Regions from separate parts of the Homo sapiens genome. Here region 1 is linked to region 2. The links are chromatin loops, found by intact Hi-C in ENCODE. Cell type or tissue: psoas muscle. All regions are shown on one strand. Region 1 holds the start of MMP2 (matrix metallopeptidase 2). Region 2 overlaps SLC6A2 (solute carrier family 6 member 2).

Region 1 (2,500 bases), 220 kb before region 2:
GTGGAGAAAGGAAAAAAGAGGAGAAAAGTGGAGGAGGGCGAGTAGGGGGGTGGGGCAGAGAGGGGCGGGCCCGAGTGCGCCCCCCGCCCCCAGCCCCGCTCTGCCAGCTCCCTCCCAGCCCAGCCGGCTACATCTGGCGGCTGCCCTCCCTTGTTTCCGCTGCATCCAGACTTCCTCAGGCGGTGGCTGGAGGCTGCGCATCTGGGGCTTTAAACATACAAAGGGATTGCCAGGACCTGCGGCGGCGGCGGCGGCGGCGGGGGCTGGGGCGCGGGGGCCGGACCATGAGCCGCTGAGCCGGGCAAACCCCAGGCCACCGAGCCAGCGGACCCTCGGAGCGCAGCCCTGCGCCGCGGAGCAGGCTCCAACCAGGCGGCGAGGCGGCCACACGCACCGAGCCAGCGACCCCCGGGCGACGCGCGGGGCCAGGGAGCGCTACGATGGAGGCGCTAATGGCCCGGGGCGCGCTCACGGGTCCCCTGAGGGCGCTCTGTCTCCTGGGCTGCCTGCTGAGCCACGCCGCCGCCGCGCCGTCGCCCATCATCAAGTTCCCCGGCGATGTCGCCCCCAAAACGGACAAAGAGTTGGCAGTGGTGAGTTGCTGCGCTGGCCTCAAGGAACCACGTTTAGACAAACTTCGGAGGCAAAGGATGGGGGTGTCTCTCCCCCTGCCCTCGGCGGTGGGCACACAGCGTGGGGGAGGGGCTTCGGTAAACAGCTTGGGGGGTCTTTGGCAAGCTATTGGAGTGATCTCTTGCAAACGGTGGGGGATCTTTTGTAAGCAAAGAAAACCTTTGATAAACAATTTGGCAACCTTCAGCATACAGCAGTGGGGCGAAAAACAAGCCAGAGAGTGGGAGAGGGGTGACCTGGCAAACTACTGGAAAGGGACTCTTATGTAAATAGCGGGGACATCCTCTAGTATCTGGGACATTTGGCGGGGGGGGGGGGCGGTCTTTGTAAACAACTTTTGGACACATCTGGGCAGTTGCTAAGGGCTCTTGCCAAGCGTCTAGGTAAGCCTTTGGCAAACAGCTACAGGGGTCGTTTTTGCTAATGTAGGACTTTGGGAACGGTGCTCTGGCACACAATTTGGGTAAACTTATGCGCGCATAAGGATGGGAGGGAGCTTGGTCAAAGCGGGGCTTGGCAAATTTCTAGGAACCTTCGGCACAGATCCGGAGAGGGACCTTTAAACAAACAGCTCGAGGGGGCCATTTGGGAAGTGATTGGGGCAGGAGGGAAGCAGAGAGCGCATCTTTTTTCTCCTGGCTTAATGGACAAATTGGTCAAGGGCTGGGCCTCGGAAAGTTTCCTCGAACTTCTCCAAAGGGTCGGAGAAAAGAAGGAGAGAGCTGGCCCGGCAGGAGGGAGGAGGAGTGGGGCAGGCGCTGGAGGGCCCGGCGCGTGGGGCGGGGGCGGACTGCGCTCCGCTCGGGTCGGAGAGCGGCCAGAGAGCCCTCCTTCCTGGCTGGGCTCCCAAACCGCGGTTCAGATGTTGTCTTGTGAGCGTGCGCGCGCCTGGCTGGAGGGGCACTGAGCCTGGCCGCAGTGTTGCGTAAGTAGGGCCTGAGGAGAGAGGCAGGCCAGGGACCCATCAAGATGTCCTTTCCAGTCCAGGGGATATCTGCTCCCTTGTTGCTTCAGCCACCCTGCCCTCCAGCCTCCCCCTCAACCTGTCCGGGAGAAGACGCCCATGCCCTCTGGTCACCCTAGGAACTCCTTCAGGAGGTGACAACTACCCTCTCCCAACTCTCACCCTTCCAAACAGCTAGGTCTCAGCCCCCTCTGGATAGATGGGTTGGGAAACCTCCATACATTTTTAGAGGGCTACTTTTTTCAAGGATCTGGAGCTGGCTGGCATAATGATGTGGCTGTTGGGTGGGGGTGAGAGTGGAGCTTTGGGACAATGACAAAGCTACTTGGTTTCCTACACCTTTTCCAGCCAATGGGTCACAGGATGAACCCCTAAATTGGGGTTCAGCCTGGGGGCCACATGGGTTCTTGGCTTGCACAGGAAGGAATTCAAGAGCGAGCCAACAGAGTAAAGTGAAAACAAATTTATTAAGAAGGTAAAGGAATAAAAGGGTGATTATTCCATAGACAGAGCAGGGAATGGGCTGCTGGACTGAGTATACATATGGTTATTTCTTGATTATATGCTAAACAAGGGGTGGATTATTTAAGAGTTTTCCAGAAAAAGGGTGGGGAGTTCCTGGAACCGAGGGTTTCTCTCCCTTTTAGACCATATAGGGTAACTTCTCAATGTTGCTATGGCATTTATAAACTGTCACAGCGCTGGTGGGAGTGTCTAATGTATTTAACATGCTAATACATTATAATTAGCATATAATGAGCAGTGAGGACGACTAGAGGTCACTTTCATTGCAGTCTTGGTTTGGGTGGGCTTTCTCCAGCTTCTTTACTGCATCCTGTTTTATCATAGGGGTCTTTGTGACCCGAACTGTATATGGTGAAATCAGTCCTACCAACCTCCTGT
Region 2 (2,500 bases):
GTCAACCTCTCCGATGCACAGGTGAGCTGTAAGTTCATGCTGATTTCATCTGTTATCTCTAAACCTGTGTTCTGTCCGCCCACACATGACCGAACAATTGGGCCCCCAGATACTCCCCTATCATGTGCAGCTCAGACCAATGGTTTCAGCCATTGATGAGGTCCTTGATGTTTCTTACAGGAGCTGGCCTAGTGTTCATCCTGTATCCAGAGGCCATTTCTACCCTGTCTGGATCTACATTCTGGGCTGTTGTGTTTTTCGTCATGCTCCTGGCGCTGGGCCTTGACAGCTCAGTGAGTGACCCTGCTTAGGATACCTATCCCCCATCCCACTGGGCCTGACCCCCTTCCCCAACACACAGTGCTGGGCCTGAAGTTCCCACTATTCAAACACCAGGTTAACAGTTGTTTCCAGAAGGCCCTATTTAAATGCAGACAAAAAAAGTGAGTCCTCACTCAAAAAGATAAGACTTAGGCCATAGCCAAGAACCATAGGAACCCCTTTGACATCTTGGAAATCCAAAAGAAGAGGCTTCAGATAAGCCAGCCCCACACTGTCCTCTTGCAGGTGGGGAAATGATTCAGAGGCAACACAGATAAAATCTTGTGCTCTAAACAAGCATTTTCTCATTATATTTTATTATCAATAATCAATAGGCCAGGCATGGTGGCTCACTCCTATAATCCCAGGGCTGTGGAAGGCTGAGGTGGAAGGATTGCTTGAGGCCAGGATGTCAAGACCAGACTGGGCAACATAGGGAGACCCCCGTCTCTATAAAAAATTTAAAAAATTAGCTGAGCATGGTGTTGTATGCCTGTAGCCCTAGCTACTCAGGAGGCTGAGGTGGGAGGATCACATGAGCCCAGGAGTTGGAGGCTGCAGTGAGCTATGATTATACCACTGCACTTCAACCTGGGTAGAGTGAGACCTGGTTTCTAAAAAACACCTCAAAACCCAAACGAACAAACAAAAACATTTTGAACCCAGTAGTTTCTTACATCCTTTTATTTTATCCAAATGTAAGATTGGATTTACTGACATCTTTTTAAATCTATGTCTACCCTTAGTACCTCATGCCTGGACATTTGCAAAAAATCTTATGGAAGGGCTGGCACTTGGTTTTCCTCCCACTGCCTTTTGCTTTCAGTCAGCAGATCTGCCAGGAGCAGGGAGTTGAGAAGGATTTTGAGGCTGCTTCTGGGCTTATAATGAAGAATACTGATTTTGATTAACAGTGTCTGCCAAGAGGAGGGGAGAGGAGAGGAGAGTGGTAGCTTGCATTCTTCTTGTCTGCCCTCACATTGTCCTCATAAGGAAGCAATCTGCCCATAGCAGTGGGATATGAGACCCTTTCAGACTCTAAGAGTCTGGAGTTTGAAGTGACCACTTTGCTTGATCATTAGAAAGGCAGCCAAAAATCCTTATCAAAAACTGCTGCCTGAAGTTCCCATCACTAGAAGCTCTTCTGCAGGAGTTGTTTCCAGAGACACTTATTGACATGTAAACGTATGACATGGGTTTTGGTGTTTTACTGCTTTCACTCCACTATCAGCTTATCTGTACCCACTCAGGCTGAGTGAGTGTCAGGAGACAGGTAGCTGTTGCGTAGGGGAGACAGGTGTTGACTTAACCCTCACCCTCTCCCACGTAGTTTCTGAGTTCTGAGTTTGCCTGAGAACAGGACAGAAATGTGACGAGAGGATGGGGAAGGCAGGACGTGCTGATTTCTCGAGAGAGGCAAGGCAGCCTACATGAGTCCTGGGCTGCAGGAGGCTCTAGGAACCCTGGGGCCTGAGACTGAGGTCCAGGGAGACCCTAATTCCTGCACCCCACCCCTCCTGGTTCCCTCCAGATGGGAGGCATGGAGGCTGTCATCACGGGCCTGGCAGATGACTTCCAGGTCCTGAAGCGACACCGGAAACTCTTCACATTTGGCGTCACCTTCAGCACTTTCCTTCTCGCCCTGTTCTGCATAACCAAGGTGAGTAGGGGCTGGGCTCTGGGTCACCTGGGGGCCTCTGAGGCCGCATTTCAATAAAGTCAAACATTCCTAGCCTTAGAACTGGGGCTGAGCTCAGGGAGAACAATGCAGGATCCAGCATCCTCAATTCAGCGGCCTGACCCACTAGGGTTAGGCCCAGTAGTCTTCTTCCATCTCTGATGCTGAGGATTCCATTCAGCCCTGTTAATTGCTTATTGACTTGAGGGGCAGCAAAAGTCCCTTTGGAACCCATCTAACTCTTTATTGGCTGAAACTGAGGTGACTGTAACGTCAATACAACAGCACCACAGCCCTATGCCCTGGGTTTTCAAATAGAGCTCCGAGCAAGTGGGACAGGGGGCAGGTAAGAGTTGACAGACACAACAATCAGTTCCCACGTTTGACCAAAGAGGGCCTCTTGGCTTCTTCTCTCCCTGTGCCAGGGTGGAATTTACGTCTTGACCCTCCTGGACACCTTTGCTGCGGGCACCTCCATCCTTTTTGCTGTCCTCATGGAAG

Evidence for each region. Hi-C counts contacts between places; a loop is a spot of excess contacts. Peaks named below come from ENCODE experiments on the same cell type or tissue, not always from the same donor. Only the 100,000 strongest peaks of a DNase experiment are listed, where the experiment ranks them.
Region 1: it touches region 2 in a loop (4-fold over the local background); 106 of 110 quality-filtered maps call a loop at or near these places.

The regions. Positions count from the first base shown.
Region 1 is chr16:55,479,040-55,481,539 of GRCh38, forward strand. It overlaps MMP2 (matrix metallopeptidase 2), which reads left to right and starts at 159. Exons shown (of 13, transcript NM_004530.6): 1 at 159-593. The coding sequence starts at 441. In psoas muscle, no CTCF peak of the experiment used is centred here; DNase peaks (open chromatin) are centred at 162 and 1,482; H3K4me3 peaks cover 2,295 bases; H3K27ac peaks cover 963 bases; H3K27me3 peaks cover 2,500 bases.
Region 2 is chr16:55,696,045-55,698,544 of GRCh38, forward strand. It overlaps SLC6A2 (solute carrier family 6 member 2), which reads left to right. Exons shown (of 15, transcript NM_001172501.3): 9 at 181-293; 10 at 1,853-1,981; 11 at 2,425-2,500. Among named protein-coding and RNA genes, the nearest start is that of SLC6A2, 41 kb to the left of the region's middle. In psoas muscle, no CTCF peak of the experiment used is centred here; no DNase peak of the experiment used is centred here.